Linked DNA regions of Homo sapiens: all the other regions are linked to region 1. Evidence: chromatin loops called from intact Hi-C (ENCODE). Cell type or tissue: dorsolateral prefrontal cortex. All regions are shown on one strand. Region 1 has its middle 67 kb from the start of SNX9. Region 2 overlaps SNX9 (sorting nexin 9). Region 3 overlaps SNX9 (sorting nexin 9). Region 4 overlaps SYNJ2 (synaptojanin 2). Region 5 overlaps SNX9 (sorting nexin 9).

Region 1 (5,000 bases):
TGGGGAGTCAAAGCTGTCTTGTGCTGAATCAGTTCCTAGGTGGGAGCCACAAGATCAGGTGAGCCAGTTTATTGATGGGGTGGTGCCAGCTGATCCATCAAGTGCAGGGTCTGCAAATATATCTCAAGCACTGATTTCTAGGAGCAGTTTAGGGAGGGTCAGAATCTTGTAGCCTCCAGCTGCACGACTCCTAAATCATAATTTCTAATCTTGTGGCTAATGTTAGTCCTACAAAGGCAATCTAGTCTCCAAGCAAGAAGGAGGTCTGCTTTGGCAAAGAGCTATTAGTGTCTTTGTTTAAACTATAAACTAAGTTTCTCCCAAAGTTAGTTCAGCTTACGCCCAGGAATGAACACAGACAGCTTGGAGGTGAGAAGCAAGATGCAGTCGGTTAAGTTAGATCTCTCTCACTGTCTCAGTCATAATTTTGCAAAGGCAGTTTCACTTCTAGGACAGAAAATGGGAAGCACAGATAGGATAGAAACCTGGACAAGAGGAGGATTCTACTGGAAGGAAGCAGTTGGGTGGCTGCATTTTTTGGATGCTTCCTGTTTTGAGACATAAAAGTGCTTTGTTGAAGGTGGGTCTGTCTGACGTGCGTCACACATTGTATGAACTGAGCAACATGCATGTTGTGAGCGTGGACATCAGCACGTCCTAAGTCTGCTCTGTGCCTCTGAGTTTCGAGAGCAAAATTTCTGAGTGAGGGCTCTCCCTCTCACCTGTGCAGCTATCACAACCTCAAAGCATCCAAGACTATGGTCGGAATAGCAGTGCAGGTGTTACAGGAAAGGGGTCCTGATCCAGATCCCAAGAGAGGGTTCTTGGATCTTGTGCAAGAAAGAATTCAGGGTGAGTCCATAGAATAAAGTGAAAGCAAGTGTATTAAGAAAGTAAAGGAATAAAGAATGGCTACTCCATAGACAGAGCAGCCCCGAGGGCTGCTGGTTGCCCATTTTTATGGTTGTTTCTTGATGATATGCTAAACAAGGGGTGAATCTCATGTCTCCCCTTTTTAGACCATGCAGGGTAACTTCCTGACATTGCCATGGCACTTGTAAACTGTCATGGTGCAGGTGGGAGTGTAGCAGTGAGGACGACCAGAGGTCACTCTCGTGGCCATCTTGGTCTTGGTGAGATAGGGCCGGCTTCTTTACTGCAACCTGCTTTATCAGCAAGGTCTTTATGACCTGCATCTTGTGCTGACCTCTTATCTCATCTTGTGACTTAGAATGCCTTAACAGTCTGGGAATGCAGCCCAGTAGGTCTCCGCCTCATTTTACCCAGCTCTGTATTCAAGATGGAGTTGCTCTGGTTCGCATGCCTCTGACACCGGGAGAAATTCTCCCTCTCAGCCATCTCTTTCCTAGTGGCCTCTCTCAGCATCATATGTTAGTCACTCCTCCCTTCCTGGTAGGGAAGAGAATGCCTCCGGGTTAGAAAAACACCAGCTGAGAGTTTATAGACATTTCTCTTTGAACATGTGGAACAACAAAGACTACTGATAGACTGTTGGGCATAATTTTAGAATTTGCCTTATTTTGTCAAAGATTAAAGAAAGAAAAGGCCACTTTCCCACTATTCGATTTAACTCAGTCGGATTATACGGTGACAATGTCACTCACTGATTTAAGCTTGAATGTGAGAGATTTAAAAGCAATGGCTTGAAAGGAGTTGTTTTGCATCTTAAAAGAAACCACGACTTCAGAGTGATTTTGATTTTCCATTCCTACAAAGGAAGAAACGAAGCTAAATGCTTTTAATCCTAAAAGTGCCCTTTCAGAATTTCTGGGATCACGGTTGCAAGGCAGAAGTGGAGAACTACCCATTGGATGCCTCTCCAGGAGTCACATCTGTCTCCTCAGACTTTGATCTTCTCAGACATTGCTGGAGAGGCAGGGACAGAAAGTTCAGATGCTACGGAAAGACAGTGTGGGTCAGACCACACAGTGTTCCTTTGAAACTCCTGGCTTACTGGCTTTCCCCCACCCACCCATCAAGTGTGTCCTTTGAGGTGAGACATAACATCAGCTGACTAACAAGATGTTTGCCAGTAATCACATCTGATGACAGTAAATGTCAGTCTCCCAACACAATTTCTATTTTATTTCATTAATACCATCCTCAGTGGTTTGCTTGAAAGGGTTAAATTAGCTAGGCATGGTGGCTCATGCCTGTAATCCCTACACTTTGGGAGGCTGAGGTAAGCAGATCACTTGAGGTCAGGAGTTCAAGACCAGCCTGGGCAACATGGTGAAACCCTGTCTCTACAAAAAATACAAAAATTGGCTGGGCGTGGTGGCAAGTGCCTGTAGACCCAAGTACTTGGGGGGCTGAGGCAGGAGGATTGCTTGAACCCAGGAGGTGGAGGTTGCAGTGAGCTGTGATTGTTCCTCTGCACTCTGCACTCTAGCTGGGCAACAGAGTGAGACTCTGTCTAAAAAAAAAAAAAGAGTTAAATTGGAAAATGTATGTCTTGGTGCTCTGTAAATTGCGAAGCTCTACATAAGTATGATTCCCTGTCTTTATAAATTTGCAATCTGGTGTGCCATGTCTGGGGACAATAACTCCTTCATTGCTCCAGGCACAGAGTTCTGGATTGAGGTCCTGGCTTCTGCTTCTCCAAGATTATCCAAATTTCTTGCTCCTTGAAGGTGGACTTTGAGGACCAGCATCACTTGTGTACCCCATAGCTTCTAATGCAGCAAGCAGGGAATAGACACTCCAGCAAGCAAGTGAATAAGCAAAGAAAACCAGGCCCCCGAGACGCAGGCGGATCCCCAGGCGGATCCCCAGAGGCAACAGAGTCAAATATGCGGGAAAGAATCTGATTCCGGCCAGCAGAGGGCAGGAGCGAGAGGAAACTGGGCATCTCAGCAACAAAGCAGGCTGTGCCAACCTGCGGCCGAGGGCCAGATCGCAAGCCCCGGTGCAGAGAGGACGCCGGGAGAATCCAGCTAATTCTGACAGCCTTTCCCTTGGACTTTAGCTGTAATGTGTGTGTGTTCCATTATCTCACACATCACTGCACTGAATTCCACTTCAACTTCCACCCCCTCCCCCCACCAGGAGCTGGCAGTTAAGATATTTACCAAGATGGTGCTGCCTCTCTAGTAAAACTCAGGAGGATTAAAATAATAATAAACAAACCGAGAGAGGGAGTCCAGAAAAGTGGACTAGGAAGCACAACACAGAAGCAGCTTCAGCACTGGAAAATATTCAGTCGTAAGAATCACCATGCATTCCCTCAGTGCTTGGCAGCCACTTTCTCACTTGAGCCCCATACTCTTTGTATGAGGTATGGGGTGGCTACTTGTGGAGTGCTGTGTCTAAGTCACCCTGCATGGGAGAGGCAGCACCAGGATTCTAACTCAGGATCCTGGGGCCTTATCCACGGCACTCTGTTACCGGGGACACGCTCATTCACTCAACAAACCTTCACGGACTGCCCATCAGTTCTTGTGCCAGGTATACAGAAGGGAAGGACACGGTCCTGTCCTCCAAGAGCTCATCCTCCAAAAGAGCATGGATACTAATAAACAGTCACAGTTTGGTATGACATGGCCATGACAGAGAAGAGTCACCCAACGCAAACTGGGAGGGCCAGTGAACATTTCCAGGAGGAAGTGACAGAAGTTGCCCTGCTGATGACCTCAGTGGCACCATTCATTTTATCACTATGTACCAGAAAATTGTCATAATCTACAGTGACCTCAGATGTGCACAGGGCACCCTCCACCTCTTTGCAATGCCCCTTGCACAGCCATACTGGGAAGCTTGCAGCTGAACCAAGCTTTGAAGGATGACTAGGAGCAGGCAATCAAAGAAAGGAATAGGGGCTAGGGCTGGCGTCGGGTGGAGGGATTCTGGGTGAAGGGGTTGGCACCAGCATAGGGGGTAGGCCTGAGAAATGTCCCCACAGCTGGAGCGTAGGTCTCAGGAGGAATGGTAACAAGAAGACTAAGAAGCAGATGGGGAGGCCAGGAGTTTGAGGAGCTTGGGCAACATAGCAGGACCTCGTCTCCACAAAAAGAAATTAAAAATTAGCCGGCCATGGTGGTGCATGCCTGTAGTCCCACTTACTCAGGAGGCTGAGGCAGGAGGATCACTTGAGCCCAGGAGTTCAAAGTTACAGTGAGGTGTGATCTCACTGCTGCACTCCAGCCTCCAAGGTCTTCAGAGCAAGACCCTATCAAAAAAGAAAAGAAAAGAAAGAAGAAAGGAAGGAAGGAAAGAAGGAAAGAGAAAGAGAGAAAGAAAGAAAGAAAAAAGAGAGGAAGGAAGGAAAAAGAAAAGAAAGAAAAAAGAAGCAGATGAGGCCAGGTCACCTAAAAGGCCTTTTCTACCATGCCAAGGAGGCTAGATGTTACATGGAATGCTATGAGGGTCTTTGGGAGAATATTATACAGGGAAATGGCAATATCATAAATGTGATTTCAGAAATATCATTACTCTAGCAGCATGGAGAATGGATTCGAGAGCGGCAAGTCTGGGGATAGGAGAGCAGTGAGGAGCTTCCCGATGATCCCAGAGCAAAATGACAAGGGCCTGGGGAAAAGACACTCTTGGTGGGGGCAGAGGAAGGGGAGGCTTCCGGAGTTGGGCAGGAAGAAGAACAGATCAAATCTACCAACTAAACAATGGTAAGTGGGAGAGGTCAGGGGTAAGGATGACTGAAGGCTCTGGCTGGGGTCACTGGGCACATGGTGACACCATGTCCCCTGGATAAGCCCCATGAGGGTGGGACTGTGGCTGAGTCACAGCTGTATGGTCAGCACGTGTAGTGACTAGCAGGTAATGGGTGTCTGAGAAGTATTTATGGGGTGAACGCTAGCATGGATGCCTGCGTGAGCAAGACAGGTAGGGATGATGGAACCTGTTGAGTAGGAGACGCCTGAGAGATGGTCACAGGAAGCTGTGCAGCAGGAAGTTGCACAGATGAGACCTGAGTTCAACAGGGAGACCTGAACTGAAGGCAGGGATCTGGGAAGCAGCGGCAT
Region 2 (5,000 bases), 120 kb after region 1:
CGAGGCAGGGGGATCGCTTTGAGCTCAGCAGTTCAAGACCAGCCTTAGTAACATGGCAAAACCTCATCTCTACAAAAAATACAAAAATTTAGCCGGGTGTGGTAGTGCGTGCCTGTAATCCCAGCTACTTGGGAGACTGAGGTGGGAGGGTCACTTGAGCCCAGGAGTTCCAGGCTGCAGTGAGCCAAGATGGTGCCACTGCATGTCAGCTTGGGAGACAAAATGAGACAGTGTCTCAAAAAAAAGAAAATCACTGGGTAGAAAAAGATTATGTAGTAATTTTGTATAATATGCTAGGTGTGCATGTTCTCATTCATAGGTGGGAATTGAACAATGAGAACACTTGGACACAGGGCGGGGAACGTCGCACACCAGGGCCTGTCGTCGGGTGGGAGGAGGGGGGAGGGATAGCATTAGGAGAAATACCTAATGTAAATGACAAGTTAATGGGTGCAGCACACCAACATGGCACATGTATACCTATGTAACAAACCTGCACGTTGTGCACATGTACCCTAGAACTTAAAGTATAATAATAATTTTTAAAAATTTTTAAAAATGCTAGATGTGTATAAGTTAAATAGATTCAGTTTTAATCATAGCAGAGATTAAAGATTCTTCAGTCTTACCTTTTTTTTTTTTTTTTTTTTGCAGACAGGCTCTCACCCTGTCACCCAGGCTGGAGTGAGGTGGTGTGATCTTGGCTCACTGTAACCTCTGCCTTCTGGGTTTAAGCAATTCTCATGCCCCAGCCTCCCGAGTAGCTGGGATTACAGGTGTGAGCCACTGTACCCAGCCTCATCTAATTTCTTTATTGAAGTATTTAATTTTTCTTGGTAAAATAGCAACTTGTCCTCAAGTTGCTATTGTGGTCAGAAAGTGACAAAAGTTGTGGCTTAAAGTGATTTTTTAAGAGAATGTGATTATTCAGATTCAGATTATTAACTAATTAGGGCATTATTTTAAAACTGTAAAAACTCTTACTATGTTAAGATGAGAAAGTGGGACCTGCCCCTTAACATTGTTAATAATTAATAATAATATCAACATTAATAGTTTAATATTTAGATAAAGTTTCTTCCAAGGATAGCAACTTCTATTCTGAATAAAAGTTACAATTTTTCCTTTGATCATAGATTGAAATGGCAATACTGGGATATAGAGTTCTACTTTATTACTTAGTTTATTAATATTATTTATCCAGAAGAACTGAGGAACCATGGATCAGTTCACTTTTTCTGCATAACAATCCTAAAACTTACTAGTTTAACCCAGTAACCATTTGTTACTGCTTAGGAATCTACAAGTCAGCTTGATGGTTCTCCTGAGCTGCACTGCGTGTGTCTGCAATCACTGGACCCTGCTGGGGACTGACTGGTCTAAGGTAGCCTCACTCATGAGTCTGCCAGTTCTCTGGGTTGGCTGGCTTTGAATGGGGCAACAGGGAGACTGGGTCTCTGTCATCATCTAGCAACCCACATTAATTCGTATAGCGACTTGGGTGCCAGAAGAGTCAGCTGAAGTGTGCAGAAGCCCTTGAGGCAAGGTTCTGGATTCCCTGGAGGATTTCCACTTGATTCTGTTGACCAGCGAGGTGGCAGAGGGCAGATTCCAGGCCTGGGATGCGCATCCCACCGCTTCACATTCAGAGCTGCAAGCCACTTTTATTATCTGCCGCAGACCAGTACACAGACAAGATGAGGGTCATCTAATCATCAGCTGTTTTCAATCTTTGATCACTTATTATTGAAGTTTGATTTTTCTTGTTTTTAGGTTACATCATTTTCTGAAGTAAAGAGAAGGCTTAAGAATTTAAGATTTTGAACGGTGTTCTCTAGGAATGAAAAGCTTAATGTTAATTGCTTTTTTTATGTATAACAATTCCTCCACACAAAATTTCTCCAGGAAATCTCAACTGTAATCTTTTTCTTTTTTTTTTTTTTTTGGTGACTTATTAGGATGTAGGTGGAGGATGGCTGGAAGGAAGAAACATCAAAGGAGAACGAGGGCTGGTTCCCACAGACTACGTTGAAGTAAGAGCTTCCTGTCATTCATTCATTAGAGCTCATCTTTGCCAGGCATCTTTTTATGAATTATCAACTTACAAGAAGTCAGCAACTTTTTGCAAAACAAAATTTCCATTGTAAATATAATAAATGTTAACTATATAAAATATGGAAACTACATTGAAATAGAACTAAGAAAAATATTACCTGTAGACCCAAGCTTCAAAGAATGACTACAGATATTTAGGTTAAGTTTCTTCCAGGGATAGCAACTTTTAATTGGTCTGAATAAAAGTTAGTATTTTTCCTTTGCTAATATTATCTATATTATAAATATATATTATAAATTGTATAAATTCAATAAGATATATGAAATTATATCTCAATATATCTGTTAATATATACATTTTAAATATATATTTATATTTTTATAAGCAAAATATATAAATTTTATAAAATGTATTATAAATTATATAAATTATAAATATAGATATATATTTATAATATGACACATATAACGTATTTTTCCTTTGCTGATATTGCTGCCATCTATAATATTGTTTATTGTACAATAGACTCACAGTTTAAATAGATTTTTTTAAGTGCATATCTCAGTTCCTTCTCCCATTCCCATAGACAGAGGGGTGTCTTGGGGGAGCTGCTGTGGGGATCTCCTGGGTAGAGCTGTTAGGATGGATACCCAGGAGAGCAACACAGCAGCCTGGGCTGGTCCTGCCTGGGACACCCCCAAGCTGAGCCAACCACCTGGCGCCCCCTGCTGGTTGTCTTTCGGTCCCTCCAAACCGAGCGAAGGTTCTTGGTAAGCTTGTCTTTCATGTTGGGTGACAGAAAGAAGCGAAGGTTTCCTGATGCCCTGTGAGTACAACTGGAGCTAGATCAAGAATAAAGGTACCTTTGGTTCACCTCCAGGAGAAAAGAATTCCCCCCAGAGGATGTTTACCTGGGACCTGTCTGCAGAGTGAGATCTAAGGCCGTCCTTCTGTTGTTGATAGACAGTGAGGGTGGGGAGTCATGACCCCTCAGAGAATCCGATGCAATCTCTAGGCTTTCCCTCAGAAACGTGTGCCCATGCACACACCACAGCCTTTTCCATACAACTGCAACCCCCTATTCACAGGCCCCTGGCCTCACTCCGTAGGTCTTATGTTGAAGTCTTGTTTTACTTGTATGCACTTTGCATCCAGGAGCCCACAAATTGACAAGATTGAGAAAAATCTGAGAATTTAAGTTGATATTGGCAGTAATTGGATTTTCTAGGATTCTGCTTATATAAAGGAATAGTGATTACAGATATTCTTGGGTTTGCTTACCTTTAAGAATATAAAACCCCCTCTATTAGAAATAGATCCTGCAGGCAGAAAATCAGTAAGGACGTGGTTGAACTCAGCACCATCAATAAATTGATGTCCACTTAGGGACATCTATAGACTGCTTCATCAAACCACAGCAGCATACACATTCTTTTCAAGCTTACATGGAACATTCTCTAAGACAGACCACATATTCTGAGCCATAAAACATACCTCAACATGTTTGAAAGAAATCATACAGTGTCTGCCCTGAGACCACAATGGAATCACACTAGAAATCAAAACAGAAAGATAGATGGAAAATCTGTAAATACTTAGAGATTGAACAATCCACTTCTAAATAATGCATGGATCAAAGAAGAAATCTCGAGAAATTAAAAAATAGTTTGAACTAAATAAAAATGAAAATACAACCCATTAAAATATGAGTATGCGGCAAAAGCAGTGCTTACAGAGAAATTTGTAGCATTGAAGAATATAAACCCTTTTTGACAATTCTTGCTTGCCCTCGAAGACTCCCTGAAGTGACCGTAATCTATGAAAATAATTGCGGCTCTTTCTCCTATTCAGATTTTACCCAGTGATGGAAAAGATCAATTTTCTTGTGGAAATTCAGTGGCTGACCAAGCCTTCCTTGATTCTCTCTCAGCCAGCACAGCTCAGGCCAGTTCGTCGGCTGCCAGCAACAATCACCAGGTACGTCTCACTTCCTCCTTCTGGATGTGGCTGGCTTTACGGAAAACAGAGCGTATTTGTGAAGGCTTGTGATGCATTATAGCTATTGCCATTCCCCAAAAGCAAAAACAAAGTCGCTTTTAGGTTGTTCTGTGGCATTTCTGTTGGGTACTAACAAAGAAATCACCTGTTAAGCCTGATAATGACTGTTTGCAAAATTTATTATAAGAGAAAAGGCAGGGTATTGAGGGTTGCTTTTAGAAGTCTGTCATGATATGAACACAGACCCCAGAAACTGCAAATACCCTCTTAGATAAAGGCATGGAAAGAAGAGGAAGAAGAGGAGGCTCTTGTTGTTGAGGAGGTCAGTGTCAGAGCCTCGGCCTGGATCAGGAAATAGATGCCCTGGCCCTGGCATGTTGCTTACACTCTCAGAGCTAGAGGCCCTCATCCTGCGAGTAGAAGCAGTGCCTGTGAAAGTCTACCAGATCCAGGCACTCAGCACTTGGTACTCTTATTGTATTGCTTCCAGGAAACTTAGAATAGTGGGATAACTTGAGAAGAATACAAGGAAATTTTACATTAATTTTAATTAAAATTTGACTAGTTTAGGTGAATTTGTCTAGTTCATTTATTGCCAAATGATGACACAGAGTAAGTGACAAGAAGAAAATTGAGAAGACAGGTATCAAAATATTGTTGCTGCTGGGCACAGTAGCTCACGCCTGTAATCCCAGCACTTTGGGAGGCCAAGGCAGGTGGATTGCTTGAGTGCTGGAGTTCGAGACAAGCCTGGGCAACACGATGAAACCCCATCTCCACACGTTAAAAAAAAAGTTAAAAAAAAAGAATTAAAATATTGTTAACTGCTTACATCTTTAGAAATGAATGGGCTTTAGGAGATGTTATTTCTTGATTTTTTTTTTAACTACATAAAAGGTTTTAAATTCTATCAGGCCTGATGATAATCATATCACTTACAAGTATT
Region 3 (5,000 bases), 140 kb after region 1:
AAAAATACAACAGATCGCTATAAAGCAGTTAGAAATAGGTCCTCATGTTGAGTGGGAAAAAGAAAACTTGCAAAGAGATACATACAGTATGACATCCTTTAGGTCAATTTTAAAAATATAAAGCAGTTGTTTGTGAATGTGTACATGTGCAGCTGAAGTATGAAAACACACATAGGAATGGATACAGGTTCAGAAAAGTAGTGGTTACTTCTGGAGAGAAAGAAAGAGAGGGCTGTAGCTGCATCTAATAGTTTCTTTGTTGCTGTTTTCAAAGTTCCTAAGCAAATACGGTAAAATGTGTTCACATCAGTAAAATTAGATTGATGCTACCTTTTGTGCTTTCCTACATGTTTGGAAATTAAAATATTATGTATGTAAAATTGTTTTGAATACATTTCTATTAATTGTTTTTAGTACTCCTGTTGTATTCAATTGTGTCAGTTCATTATTGAATTGAGTCATGGTTTCCAAAAGTCACAAAAATTCTCCTTCTTTTTACCCCTCTCAATAGGTTGGCAGTGGCAATGACCCCTGGTCAGCCTGGAGTGCCTCCAAATCTGGGAACTGGGAAAGCTCAGAAGGCTGGGGGGCCCAGCCAGAGGGGGCTGGAGCCCAAAGAAACACAAACACTCCCAACAACTGGGACACTGCCTTCGGCCACCCCCAGGCCTACCAAGGACCAGGTGAGGAGAGGGGTGCAAGGTCCCACCCTGCCCGCCCATGGCTGAGTGGGAGAGACAGGGAAGACCGAACTGTTTTTGCTGTTCCCACACTCAGCACAACACAGAACAGTTTTGTGACCACAGCATGGGAAGGGAGGATTGCCCCACCCACCAAGCAGCTGTGCAGCAGACACCAGCTGAGTGTCCTACAGTCATGACACTGTCTACCTGGAGTCAGATCAAGGGGGTTCCCACCACTCCCACCTTGGGTTCAATTAATCTGCTGGAGCGGCTCACAGAACTCAGGGAAACACTTTACTTACTACTGTCAGTTTATTACAAAGCTCAATTTACAGGATGCAAATAAAGAGCCAGATGAAGAGATGCATAGGGCGAGGCATGGGGAAGGGACGCAGAGCTTCCATGCCCCCCTGCCCCAGGTGCCCCTACATGTTCAGCACCCCAGAATCTCTTTTCCTGTAGCTCAAGGATTTTTACGGCGGTTTCATCACATAGGCATGATCGATTATTGTTATTATTATTCTTTGAGACAGAGTTTTGCTCTCGTTGCCCAGGCTGGAGTGCAGTGGCACAATCTCGGCTCACTGCAACCTCCGCCTCCCAGGTTCAAGTGATTCTCTCACCTCAGCCTCCTGAGTAGCTGGAATTACAGGAGCCCACCGCCCACCGCCACACCCGGCTGATTTTTTGTATTTTTATTAGAGGCAAGGTTTCACCATGTTGGCCAGGCTGGTCTCAAACTCCTGACCTCAGGTGATCCACCTGCCTCAGCCTCCCAAAGTGCTGGGATTACAGGTGTGAGCCACCATGCCTGGCCGGCATGATTGATTATTAACTCAACCTCTGGCCCCACTTTTCTTTCCAGAGAATGGGAGGTGGAGCTGGAAGTTCCAAGCTTCTAATCCTGGCTTGGTCCTTCTGTTGACCAGCCCCCATCCCACCAGGAGTCACCTCATTTGAACAAAAGATGCTCCTACCACCCGGGAAATTCCAAGGGTTAGGAGATCTGTGTCAGGAGCCAGGGTCAGAGACCAAATATCAGAACAAAAGATACACCTTGCACACCTAACATTCAGGAAGTTACAAGAGTTTTAGGAGCTCTGTGCCGGGAACTAGGGACGCAGACCAGATGGCTATTTCTTACCTCACAATACCACTCTGGGTCATTGAGTTGAAAATAGATTTTATTCAAAAGAACTGCTTGCAGTTGCCCTTATTCACTAGTAGCAAACCTGGATTCAATTGTAGATGGTCATTAACTCTAACTTTAGTTCAGTCTTACTTATCTGTGTGAAGTCACAGATTCAAACGCTGGGTTGGTAAAGTAAAAGCAGAATGGGCGGTGGAGGCTGCAGAAGGCTGAGGGCCCCTGCTGTCGCCCGTGGATCACTGCATTTGCAGGGAAGCTGAGCCCACGTTCTGATCTCCACATCTTCAGAGAGATGAGAAGTCTTGGTTATTTGTCACCTTCTGATTTTAACATCTCAGCAGCTAACACGTTTGTTTTAAAATCTTGAGCCAGAAACGTGTATGTGGATGGGATGTGGCTCATCCTGCTGGTTTAAGACCTCTGCATTCACTGTTTTAACTTCCTGTTTGACTAGGCTATGAATAGAAATACTGAGGCAGAAGAGAAATGTGTGGAATGGGAAATAATTTGGGAATTAAGGGTATTTATGTCTGATCTGAAATTAAATAAGAAGGTAGTCTCCCATTATTTTTTAACAATTCCTGAACCCTGTCTCCTCTGTAAGCACATTGGGCCAAGAATTGAATGTCTGTTCTAAACAGCAAGGACCTCACTTGTAAGCCCAAAGCAGGGTGCAGGTCCCGGCTGAAGGCTGGCAGTCATAGACAGGAGCTGCCTGTCAGCAGGACCAGGGGTGTGGGCTGGGTAGAAGCGTTGGGAGACTCCTGGGGTCTGGCTCTCTGGTCACTTGGCCCACATCCTTCTCATAGTTTGTTCTTCTCCCATTTGGCATTTGTCTCTCGGCTTCTCCATAATGGCACTCTTAGGACCTGACACTAAAGGACACTCAGGCCGTTAGAGTAGGGGAGGAAGGAGAAGGAGGAGAGCCCACAGGGGAGGAAGGAGAAGGAGGAGAGCCCACAGGGGAGGAAGGAGAAGGAGGAGAGCCCACAGCACCTTATCTGACACGGGGATTATTGTCAGAATAGTAGCTACTGATGCTGCTTAATTACTTCTTCACTCTCATCTTTTTCTCCCACACCCCAACTCGGTCTTTTTAATGTCCCCCTCGTTGCCCTTCTCTCCCCTTTATTGTTAGTGTTAAACAGCTGCTTTTCAAAGTTCTGTCGTCCCTTTCGTCCTCCCCAAGCCTCTAGAATTAAAGGGTATTCTGCTTATTTGTAAATGTATAAGACTAGATTTATCAGTGTCTAGGCCTCTAGAAGTCTTTTCTACTGTGTACCACTTAACATTCTTACAGTCTGCATTTATCTGAAGTGATGTGGACTGACAGCCCTTTAAAAAAATTATCTATATTTTCACGCCTGTAATCCCAGCAGTTTGGGAGGCCGAGGCAGGCGGATCACAAGGTCAGGAGATCAAGGCCATCCTGGCTAACACGGTGAAACCCCATCTCTACTAAAAATAGAAAAAAAATTAGCCGGGTGTGGTGGCAGGCGCCTGTAGTCCCAGCTACTCGGGAAGCTGAGGCAGGAGAATGGCCTGAACCCAGGAGGCGGAGCTTGCAGGGAGCCAAGATTGCGCCACTGCACTCCAGCCTGGCCAACAAAGCGAGGCTCCGTCTCAAAAAAAAAATTATCTATATTTGAGGTATACAGCGTGATGTTGTAATATACATGTATATACTGAAATCATTACTACAGCCAAGCGCTTAACATATCCCTCACCTCACATGATTACCTAAGTGTGTGTGTGTGCGCGTGTATATGTGCAAGTGCGTGCCTGTGGGTGTGTGTGTGGTAAGAGCACCTAAAATCTCCCTCAGCAGGTTTCCCAAATATAATGCAATATCATTAACTGTAGTCCTCATGCTGTACATGAGATCTCTAGACTTATCCTACATGACTGCAACTTTGTACCTTTGACCTGCATCTCCCTAGTTCCCCGTCTCCCTGCCCCTGGTAACCACCTTTCTACTTTCTGCTTCTATAAGTTTTTTAGATTTTTTTAAAGACCTGTTAAAAGTTCCACATGTAAATAAGATCCATGTGGTATTTTTCTTTGTGTGTGATGTTGAGTGCATTTTCATATACCTCTTGGCCATTTTTTGGTCTTCTTTGGAAAAATGTCAATTTGGGTCCTTTGTCCATTTTTTAATTGAGCTTTTTTTATTTGCTATTGAATTGTGCGAGTTCATTATATGTTTTGAATATTAACAGGTTATCAGATACATGGCTCGCAAATATTTTCTCCCAGCCTATTGCGGGATCTGGCCAGCAGCCCGCAATGCAACGGGGTTCTCTTTGTGTTCCCAGGCGGATCGGCCCGTTGAGAAATAATAGACACACACAAGATAGCGAAAGCTGGGTCCGGGGGGGTCACTGCCTTCTGGTCCTGCAGTGCCAACAATGCACTGGATATACCAGCATTTATTATTAAGTTTAGTGAGGGCGGGGGTAGGTTAGTGAGGGATTTAGGGTCATTTGATTATGAGGTGAGATGGTCACATGGGGATGAAGTAATTCTTTAACATAACATCTGTATGCAGAAGTACAGTATACAGAGATAAGAATTTACAATATAGTGTATGCATCAGTAATTTCTGACAGAGCCTTAAAACAGAAACACAGTCTTTCCATAACCTATGATTAGCAAGATATTAATCAGCAGTAACAGTTGCAGCAAAAGCTGGTTACAAACAATCCGTAGAAACAGGACGTGAAGCTAGACAACCTGTTAGACCAGAAATTCTCAGAAGGGAGTATGCCTTAACCCTAAAGAGGCCCAGAAGAGCCCTGGCAAGATGAGGGCGTTTATAGCCCTATCTTATCCATATGGACGGTGCCCCCATGTGTCTGTTTATAGGCTCTTTACAAGGGTCACTTTCCATTCCCAGAGCTATGAATATCTGCTTTTCTGGGATAGGAATCTTGGTGATGTGAAACCTCCCTGACTGCACATCCATTCATAGGCTCTCTGCAGGGGGAAGCACATCACATGCTGTTGGCTCATTCTGGCAGTCCCACCTGGCACTGTCTTTACACAATCCTGCATGCAATTTTGTATTTACAATAATCAGGAGCATTTCATCTTTTATTCCATAGCAATAGTTTCAGGGGGTCTCCCTACACCAGCCCATAGGCTACCTTTTCATTTTGATTGTTTCC
Region 4 (5,000 bases), 320 kb after region 1:
CGATTAAAAAGCCACCATGGGAAATGTCTAACTCAGGAAGCTGAACTCTTAGAAAGGGTGTTACATGATTGTCATCGCCCAAGCTCAATTCCGTGCAAGGAAAAGGGTTCCTTGTTGGAATCTTATAGACAGGAAACCTCTGACCAAGAGCTGAGTAACTCACTGGGAAATGCCAACTCTTTTGTCCCTTTTTAAAAGAATTCTAAGTAGAACGTGTGGGCCTCTACAACTGTGACCTCATTGTCATTTCTCCAAGGTGCATGCTTTGTGAGCATCAGAAAGGGGGCGAGCTTAGGGGCGGCATTCCTCTTGGGGTGTGGGTGTGGGTGTTTGGATGCTGGAGGAACTCATCTTTTCCCCAGCTTGTGGTTGGCCTCATCTTACCACCTGGGCCTACCCATGGCTTTTGAATTTCCACCAGCCTTTCGGCGAGCTGGCAGCAGGCGTTGAACTGACCTCCCCACTGAGCCCCTGGGTCCCGGGAAGGGCCTGTGCCTGCCAAGAGCACCACGGGTACACCCCTGCAGCACCTGGAGACTAAGACTATGCTGCCCATAATCCTCTTCTCTGACTTTCAGAAGATGTTTAGGTCCCTGTCCCTCTGCTTGTGTTATTTGGGCAGCTTGGCAGTGTCCTAGGTTAGCAGGTGAAGGTTAGTAAAGGTTAAAGGCAAGGGCGGGGTGAGGGTGAGAGGTAAAGCATTTGAGAAAGGGCTCAGAGCTGAGGAGAGCCAGGTTTCCCAGGCTCGGTGTCCTCGGCTTCACGTGCCTTTAGCCCTGAGCTGCTTCCGCCTACACCCCTTCCATCAGTCATCCCCCCAACCTTGTCTGCCAGCGAGCAGATGCACCAGCAGGCCTCAGTCTGTGGCATGGCTGTGGAAATGTTAACAAATGTGCTTGCAGCCCATGTTTCTATGGACTCGTATGCGTCATAAGTGGGCATTTGAATGCAAGCAGGCTCTGGCATTGCATAAAAGTCCTTTTGAGACCATCTACCCAGCCCAGCATAAACAGCTGCCCGTTTCCTAGCTCTTAAAGTGCATTGATTGCTGGGCACGGTGTCTCACGCCTGTAATCCCAGCACTTTGGGAGGCCAAGGCAGGCAGATCACTTGAGGTGAGGAGTTTGAGACCAGCCTGGCCAACATGGTGAAACCCTGCCTCTACTAAAAATACAAAAATTAGCCGGGCGTGATGGTGGGTACCTGTAATCCCAGCTACTCAGGAGGCTGAGGCAGGAGAATTGCTTGAACCTGGGAGGCCACAGTTGCAGTGAGCTGAGATCACGCTGCTGCACTCCAGCCAGGGTGACAGAGCGAGACTCTGTCTCAAAATAACAATAATAATTTAAAAATGTGTTGATTGCCCAGATGACACCTCCCATGCATGGCGTGATGGCTGCACAGGAGTGGGGTGGGCTGGTGGGTGGTGATGTTTGCGCCGCTCCTGGTGGCAGTGAGAACCTGGGCGGATGCAGGCATTGCCCTGTCTTCGGCTTCATGGGGTGCTCAAGTGAGCACTTCCCAGTTGGGGTGTGGGGGAGATGTCCAGGCAGCGGTGGGCAGCAGGAGGGAGGCGGCCTCCTGACCAGGAGTCGATGACGGCCACGGTGGCCACTGTGTTGAGCTGATGATTTTGGAGCACTCAGAGCAGCAGGTCCCGAGCTGCTGCTGGGCCCTTCTCTGTGGCAAAGCAGGGTCACACTTCTCCTTCAGGAGCCGACGGCATGCGCGTATCCTTCTGTTCCAGGGACGTAGCCATCGACACAGTGAAGACGGGCATGGGGGGCAAGGCGGGGAACAAGGGCGCCGTCGGCATCCGCTTCCAGTTCCACAGCACCAGCTTCTGCTTCATATGTAGTCACCTGACGGCCGGGCAGTCCCAGGTGAAGGAGCGGAATGAAGACTACAAGGAGATCACCCAGAAACTCTGCTTCCCAATGGTGAGCGGCGCCGTGGGGACAGCCAGCACCTCCCTGCTCAGCTCAGTCCCAAATGTGACTGTTGATAGGAGCCAGGCACTGGGGACACAACCACAGGGAGGGCCCCTTCCTGGAGGGCTCAGCGCTGGGGGAGGGGGAGAGGGCTATGTCCCTCCATGGAATTGACCTGGGGCAGGGTTAGCCACGTGCCTGGAGGGGGCCAGCTTTGCAGCATTTCCCGTTGCTGTACAATTCCTGAGTGTCTGCATGGCCACTGGATTTGTATGTGTGCATTTTCTGATTTTCTAATTCAAGTGATGGTTTAGGGAAGAAAACCATGTCCGTGGTCTGTCCTGTCCAAGTGGTGAAGAGCATTTGAATCCACACAGCCTAAGACTCCACCTTCCTGAGATTCACAGTCTTCACATGTACTTTCTGTGGTGGCTCAGATAAGCACACCCTTTTGACCAATGGACCCTTTTTGACTGGGAACACGGTTCTTGACCAAGGAGCCCAGATCCTGCCTGTCCTCGAAGCTGCAATAGCGAACCGCACACTGCCCTCTCGTGGCGGTCCGGAGGGTTTCATTCTGAAACTGGAGGATTTTCTTTTCAAATCTAGACGTTAATGTTCTCCTTCCTGTGCAAAGATGCTACCCGGGCACAGCTTCAGCGTGTGGTGCACACGAGGCCACCTCTTTCCCGAAGTGAGGATAGACTTCAGCTGTTCTTGCTGCAAAATCTTCCACTGTCTGAGAGGTGGTGGGTTGGGTCACAGAGCTCTTCCCTGTGAGAACAGATCCTTAAAACTGACGTCCCATTTTACTGGGCTGCACGAGCACTCAAGGCAAAATTTCCTTAGTTTTCATTAAGAAGTGCCATAATTCCTGTTGGTGTTGTTTATTTCTTATGTTAAAAAAGAAACAAACGAGTTGGGAAATTTTCAATTGTGTGTAATGCAGTTTAAAAAAAAAAAAAAAGTCTAACCCTTCTCACTTAAAAATAGCTACTTTGGGGCCAGGCACAGTGGCTCACACCTGTAATCCCAGCACTTTGGGAGGCCGAGGCGGGCAGATCACCTGAGGTCAGGAGTTCGAGACCAGCCTGGCCAACGTGGTGAAACCCCACCTCTACTGAAAATACAAAAAAAATTAGCCAGGCGTGGTGGCGTGCACCTGTAATCCCAGCTACTCAGGAGGCTGAGACAGGAGAATCGCAACCCAGGAGGCAGAGGTTGCAGTGAGCTGAGATCGCACCACTACACTCCAGCCTCGGCAACAGAGCGAGACTCTGTCTAAAAAAAAAAAAAAAAAAGTGCTACTTTGACATAGTAAACTTGGGATACATAATAAGTAATTAAAGGATTTATAATGTAGTTCTTTTCTACCATAAAAATATTGAGGGACCTATTAACATTCTACACTTCTTTTTTGTTTTTGTTTTTTGAGACAGTCTCACTCTGCCACCCAGGCTGGAGTGCAGTGACATGATCTTGGCTCACTGCAAACTCCACCTCCCAGGTTCAAGCAATTCTCCTGGCTCAGCCTCCTGAGTAATTGGGATTACAGGCGTGCACCACCAGGCCCAACTAGTTTTTGTATTTTTAGTAGAGATGGGGTTTCGCCATGTTGGCCCAGCTGGTCTCGAACTCCTGACATCAAGTGATCCGCCTGCCTCAGCCTCCCAAAGTGCTGGGATTACAGGTGTGAGCCATGGTGCCTGGCCAACATTCTACACTGGTATTGTCTGATACCGTAGTCACTGGCCATAAGTAGCTATTTAAATTCAAATTAATTAAAATTAAATAACATTTAAAATTCCTTGCTTTCCCTGGCCACAGTGAGAATGATCAGTATCCATGTGGCCAGTGGCTCCTGCATCAGATGGCACAGAGAACATTTCGGTGCTGCAGAAAGTTCTGTCTGACAGTGTTATCTAGACGCTCATTTTATTTGGTTGGGACCTGTTTAATCTTCTGTCCAGATTATTGTCATGGGGGGAGTGGAAATGCCTCATATTATAGGAGAAGAGAAGCTGATTTTGGAGCTAGGCAGATGGGAGCTGAAATCCCATCTGTATCATGCACTAGCTGTGTAACCTTCAGCAAGTGCCTTTGTTTCTGAACTTTGTTTTTTTTTTTTTAATCTAAGAGAGAGCTGGTGGTATCTGCTTTGTGCACCTGGAACAGAGCCCAGCCCTTGCGGACAGTTGATCCACAGCAGCTGCTGTCATTGTCTTCCCCATTCCTGGGGAAGAGACAGGGAAGGCAAGGACCCCAGGAGCTCTCCGGGGCTGAGCTGGGGCCGTGGGCTCCTAGGACTGGGCAGGATGGGAAGGAGGAGCTAGAGAGAGATGGAGAAGGGTCACCTGAAAAAGCTCAGGAAGTTACATGAAGGTGCACATCCTGAGCATTTCTGCTGCTCTTTTGAAACCTCATTCTCCTAACGCTGAATGCTGGGTGCTGCTTCCTAGGAGTAGACACTCCAAAGTAAGGGTGCATCTGATCTTCAGGACGGGGATCCATGGAGGAAATGCTGGCCATGTTGCTCTCCTCCGTTTAGGGTAGGAGCTTTCTTCAAACCACTCAGAAACACTATTATTTAAAATTAAAAAGTAAGCCATGTAAAAATTCCTCCATAGTTTTATGGGATGAGTGAAAAACAAGATGCTCTAGTAGAAAACTTTCTTTTTTCTAAGTAGCATTTTGAGAAAAATACTCCTGCTTGCCCCAGTGAGCTTGTTTTTCTCCTCTCTCCCACCTTCCTTGCAAGATGGGCTGAATGATTATGATTTTCTTTTCAACTTAGGGGAGAAATGTTTTTTCTCATGATTATGTATTTTGGTGTGGCGATTTCAACTACCGCATTGATCTTACTTATGAAGAAGTCTTCTATTTTGTTAAACGCCAAGACTGGAAGAAACTTCTGGAATTTGATCAACTACAGCTACAGAAATCAAGTGGAAAAGTAAGTTGTGCTTTAAAAACATTTTTTAGCAGCTGCTCCAAGATGGAATGACATCTGTGAGATGTAGAGGCTGGTGCAGCAAATTCAGTTCCGTGAGTGGATTTCACTGTTTCCAA
Region 5 (5,000 bases), 190 kb after region 1:
CACGGGCTCCTCAGAGCGTGGTAGCCGACTGTGAGGAAAAGCAGAGGGAATGTGAAAGAAAATAAGAGAATCCACGGGATTTGATGCCTGGAAGATTCTCCTTCAAGTGGCAACATGGCATATATATCCTTCTCCGGGGAGTCACATGCACCATTTGGTTCTTAGATACGTTGATGTTTTGATTTTTAATGATTTGTATCAACCTGTAGGTACCACAGAAGAGCTGTAGTCATACAATCACATAACTTTTACAAATATAGTGGAAAAAAAGTCAGTATTTGGAGAGGAGAGATGAAGGCGTGGTGGAAGAAAAGGTCAGTCTCGTTGTCAAGCAAGTGACGTCAGTTGCCTCCCACCAGGAGCAGCAGTCCCGGGATGTCAACCCACTGCATGGTTTGTAGGTGTTGGGGTCACCAAGAAAGATGACTCACAGAGGCACTGGGTGGAACAACGTAACTTGATTCATTTTCTTATTGGTGACTTTATTCACTTTCTTTCTTTTGTGGTAGCTTTATTCATTTTCTTATTCTGTCATTTTAAAAATGTTTTCTTACAAAAGTACCTGCTGGGTCTGGGGTTTGATGTTGCCCTACTTACAAGCAAGTAATTTAGTCTGTTGCTGTTCCATGGATACTGGAAGGGGCCATGAGACTCGTGGGTCTACTCACATAGAGAAGAGACAGCATGATCTACTTCTGTCATGGGCTTCAGTCCCAGGGAGATGGTCTGTGGGCACCCCCCATCCCCCCGCCCCCGGTGGGCAGCGTTGACAGGCTGTGCATGGCAGCCTCTCCCGGCACCACTGGTCTACATCTTCACTAAATCCATAGATCCCTGCCTAACAACTGGGAATCCAGAATCTCACAGTCTTGTTTATTTATTTATGAGATAATCTCACTCTGTGGCCCAGGCTGGAGTGCAGTGGCATGATGTCAGCTCACTGCAACCTCTGCCTCCTGGTTTAAGGGATTCTCCTGCCTCAGCCTCCCATGGCGCACACCACCATGCGTGGCTAATTTTTTTTGTATCTTTAGTTGAGACGGGGTTTCACCATGTTGGCCAGGCTGGTCTTGAACTCCTGACCTCAGGTGATCTGCCCACCTCAGCTTCCAAAAGTGCTGGGATTACAGACATGAGCCACCACACCCAACCTCACAGTCTATAAAGTAGTCAAAGTAAAAAAGGTGTGATGGCTGAGCAGAACTGAACAGTGATGGGTGAGAATGGCCCTGTTTTTCCTGTGTGTGTGTAACTCAATTTTCCCAACCTGTTCGATTTTAAATCCCTTTCCGCAAGCAAGTAGGAAGAATGAGTTCCCCTTTTGGGAGAATATTTTCCGTGGGTCTCTCGCACTCCACCTGGCTTTTTTGCTGGCTATGTCAAGAACACAGAGCCCTGACTGCTCTTCACCCAGGCCGCCCCTCCACACTGCATCTGTAGCAAGCTACTTGAGGGACAAGGTCATGTTTTGGAAGGAGTATGGGCTTGCCTGCTGCTTGCTGTAAAACAGTGGGTTTTCCAGCTCCAGGTCCTCCTCTAAAAACCCACTGTCTGAGCAGGCACCCTCTGGCCACTCAAGGTTCCACCAGGGGACTGGCAGGGCAAGGAGAACTGGAGTTTGTGTTACTTGCTGTGTCATGGCTTATCAAGTCCTTTGCCCCTGACCCAGGAGACTGTCTCATGTCCCCTGCCAGTATCCATGGAACAGTAACAGACGTTTGCTTGTAAGTAGGGCAACATCAAATCCCTGACCCAGCAGGTGCTTTTGTAAGAAAACATTTTTTAAATGACAGAATAAATGAATAAGGCCACCAAAAAGACATACACTAGCCTAGACTGTTGGAAGATGAGGAATGGTCTTTCACACCCCGTCAGCATACAGTAGAAAAGAACAAGCAAGTTGAGATTTCATCAAAGCAGAAATGAGAATGTTTTGAATGCCATTGGCAATTCAACGGACAAAAAGCAAGGTTGTCTGAAGACCATGAATCCCCATGGGGAGAGGATGGCTTCGTTTCTGACTTGACAATAAGCTCAGAGGTCTTTGGGTGGGATCCATATCTTAGAAAAAATTGCCAAGTCCAGTGAATCATTCTGTAGGATTTGTAGAACTCTGAAGACAGAATGAGAGTGAGGTCATGTGAGCTTGACTCCAGGAACCATGTGAGCTTTGAAAGAACCACTCTGTCGAAGCACTATTCTTCAAAGGTTGGGGAACTTCCCACCTGGCTCGACTCTGAGAGGAGGAGGTACCTAGTGCTGGGTGAGGGAGGCCAAGAGGTGGGCTTAGGGGAAGTCATTAATTCTGGAGAGAAGCCACTGGCTGTACTGAAAACATGCTAGCTTGCCAGCAAGCTGGAAAGGACTGCTCTGCTGGGTACGAGGTGGTGGTGAGCATGGGCGTAGGTGGCTGCCACCACTAAATGTCCAAGGCTGCAGGGAACAGGTAGCTCCATCAGTTGTCCTTAAAACAGTAGTTCTCCACCAGAAGTACTTGTGCTCTCCAGGACTCACTTGGCTGTTTCTGGAGACAGTTACTGAGGGGTGTTACTGTCATCTAGTGGATCCTACAGTGCACAGCACAGCCTCCGTGATAAAGAACTATCTGCCCAAAACATCAGTAATGTCAAGGTTGAGAAGCCCTGCTTTAAAGCAGACAACTGCTATTTGCCTTGTGGTCAATAGGTATTTTCAGGTACATTCAGAAGGAGCTCAAATGCCTGTGGATAAGGATAAAAAGCCATTATCAATAAAATCTAAGAGGCCCAGAAATAGAGTGACAGGGAAATCTCTAAAAATGCAGAACTGGGGCTAGGAGGTAGGCCATGGGCTATTAAGGATTCAGCTTCTCCATTTGTTCTTTGGGGGTGTAATTAGGAGTGATCTTTGTTATAAAGTCGTGTTTTTCTGAATTTTTTTTACAATGAGGTTGTATTATAATCCAAAAAAATTTAAGCTGTTAGATTTGGTTTCCCAAATCACGTGTTGACTAAACGTTCATTAGTACCGGCTACGAACCAGGCACTGATTTGCCTTTCCACATACAAATCTCATTTCCTGCTTATACTATGGGATGTGGGAATCGTCAGAAGGTTGGAGACTTTCCTTCCAGTGAAGAAACACTTGGTAATGTAAAGATATTTGAATTGTCAGGAACCAAGAGTCCTAACTCTGATGCCAATACCTGTCACTTGAACGAGTCAGTGAGCTGCTGTCTACTCATCTCCAGCGTGCAGGGATGAAAACAGATGCATCCAAAAGCCCTTCCCACCTGCGGGACCCTCCCTACATCACTTAGAGAAGAGCAGGGACATGGTTCCAGGCCAGGGGCAGCACCTCTGAAACAGACTCCCAAGGCCTGCCTCCCAAGTGTCCCCCTAGGTGACCCTGACAGAGTCACCTACAAAGGTGGCAGATGCTCTTTTTCCCTTGTTTCAGTATCTTACGGAGGCATGGATTTCTGTTATTCCATGTATTACAATTATTTACACACATAATTTTTAGATCCTCATTTGTCCCAAATTTGGCTATTGGGAATCTCTCTTATGTAAATTGGTTGATTATTGTGGTCTCATGTAATTTTGTATCCTTTATCTGTGCTTTCTTTGTGTTTTTTTCATGCTATGGCAGTCTTCATAATGACCCTACACATAAGTCTATATACCAGTTTCCAAGAGTTGGACATTTAGATGTGAAATTTTTCTTTAGCTTTTATTTCTGACTACATCAGTGAGCACTAATGCACCATCGTCATGGGGTAATTAAGACAAAGATTTTTTTATTTTATTGTAAAATATACATAGCATGAAATGTACCATTTTAGCCATTTTTAAGTGCACAGTTCTGTGGCATTAAGTACTTTTACATTGTTGTGTAACCATCACCATCATCCATCTCCAGACCTTTTTCATCTTCCCAAACTGAAACCCTATACCCATTAAACAGTAATTCCCCACTTCGTCTCCACCCTGGCACCCACCCTTCTACTCTCTGTCTCTGTGACTGTGACTGCTCTAGGGACCTCATAGGTGGAATTAGTTGATATATATTCTCTATGACTGACCTAGTTCACTTAGCATGATGTCTACAAGGTCTATCATAAAGATTTCTCCATGTGTTTTCTCATAAGAATTTTTATAGGTTTGATTCTGAAAAGACAAAGTATTTTTAAAGTATAGTTGTAAAACATAGGGAGACCTACTCAAACTACTCCAAAAAATAGAGGAGGGAATACTTCCAAATTCATTCTACTAGGCCAGTATTACCCTGATATCAAAACCAGACAAAGACACATCAAAAAAAGAAAACTACAAGCCAATATCTCTGATGAATGTTGATGCAAAAATCCTGAACAAAATACTAGCAAACCGAATTCAACAATACATTAAAAAGATCATTCATCATGACCAAATGAGATTTATCTCTGGGATGCAAGGATGGTTCAACATTTGTAATGTATCACAACAAATCAATGTGATACATTATCGAAACAGAATGAAGGATAAAAATCATATCATTTCAATTGATGCTGAAAAGGCATTTGACAAAATTCAACATCCCTTCATGATAAAAAAAAAAAAACCCTTTAAAAAGGGATAAAAGGAACATACCTCAGCATAATAAAAGCCATATGCAACACACCCCCAGATAGTATCATTACTAAATGGGAAAAACCTGAAAGCCTTTCCCCTAAGATCTGGATGCTCACTTTCACTACTTAACACAGCCTAGCTATGACGAGAAAGAAAAAGCATCCCAATTGGAATGGAAGAAGTCAAATTATCCTCGTTTGCAGATGATATGATCTTATACTTGAAAAAAACCTGAAGAGTCTACACACAAAAGCACTTATAGAACTGATAAATTCAGTAAAGTTACAGGATACAAAATCAACATACAAAAATCAGTAGTGGTTCTATATGCCAACAGTGAGCAATCTGAAAAAGAAACTTTAAAAAGTGATCTCATTTACAATAGCCACACATAAAATTAAATACCTA

The links. Peaks named below come from ENCODE experiments on the same cell type or tissue, not always from the same donor. Only the 100,000 strongest peaks of a DNase experiment are listed, where the experiment ranks them.
Region 2: it touches region 1 in a loop (7-fold over the local background); 92 of 110 quality-filtered maps call a loop at or near these places.
Region 3: it touches region 1 in a loop (4-fold over the local background); 11 of 110 quality-filtered maps call a loop at or near these places.
Region 4: a loop joins it to region 1, with 4 times the contacts of the local background. A loop is called at or near these places in 67 of 110 quality-filtered maps.
Region 5: it touches region 1 in a loop (10-fold over the local background); 20 of 110 quality-filtered maps call a loop at or near these places.

The regions. Positions count from the first base shown.
Region 1 is chr6:157,753,979-157,758,978 of GRCh38, forward strand. No RefSeq gene overlaps it. Among named protein-coding and RNA genes, the nearest start is that of SNX9, 67 kb to the right of the region's middle. RefSeq lists a silencer at 1,339-1,633. In dorsolateral prefrontal cortex, CTCF peaks have their summits at 2,847 (motif pointing right) and 3,053; a DNase peak (open chromatin) is centred at 2,853; H3K4me3 peaks cover 617 bases; H3K27ac peaks cover 1,032 bases.
Region 2 is chr6:157,871,144-157,876,143 of GRCh38, forward strand. SNX9 (sorting nexin 9) reads left to right here. Exons shown (of 18, transcript NM_016224.5): 3 at 1,959-2,033; 4 at 3,908-4,033. Among named protein-coding and RNA genes, the nearest start is that of SNX9-AS1, 19 kb to the right of the region's middle. RefSeq lists a silencer at 2,668-2,737. In dorsolateral prefrontal cortex, a CTCF peak has its summit at 2,787 (motif pointing left); a DNase peak (open chromatin) is centred at 2,758; H3K27ac peaks cover 486 bases.
Region 3 is chr6:157,896,316-157,901,315 of GRCh38, forward strand. It overlaps SNX9 (sorting nexin 9), which reads left to right. Exons shown (of 18, transcript NM_016224.5): 5 at 512-683. Among named protein-coding and RNA genes, the nearest start is that of SNX9-AS1, 5.9 kb to the left of the region's middle. In dorsolateral prefrontal cortex, CTCF peaks have their summits at 2,052 and 2,255; DNase peaks (open chromatin) are centred at 2,066 and 4,151; H3K4me3 peaks cover 536 bases; H3K27ac peaks cover 4,909 bases.
Region 4 is chr6:158,069,855-158,074,854 of GRCh38, forward strand. SYNJ2 (synaptojanin 2) reads left to right here. Exons shown (of 27, transcript NM_003898.4): 15 at 1,748-1,940; 16 at 4,726-4,884. Among named protein-coding and RNA genes, the nearest start is that of SYNJ2-IT1, 71 kb to the left of the region's middle. RefSeq lists enhancers at 1-327, 1,311-1,874, 1,875-2,436. In dorsolateral prefrontal cortex, CTCF peaks have their summits at 2,490 (motif pointing left) and 2,691; a DNase peak (open chromatin) is centred at 2,477; H3K27ac peaks cover 4,180 bases.
Region 5 is chr6:157,944,815-157,949,814 of GRCh38, forward strand. SNX9 (sorting nexin 9) reads left to right here. Exons shown (of 18, transcript NM_016224.5): 18 at 1-263. Among named protein-coding and RNA genes, the nearest start is that of SYNJ2, 35 kb to the right of the region's middle. RefSeq lists a silencer at 2,530-2,579. In dorsolateral prefrontal cortex, a CTCF peak has its summit at 2,566 (motif pointing left); a DNase peak (open chromatin) is centred at 2,543; H3K27ac peaks cover 2,690 bases.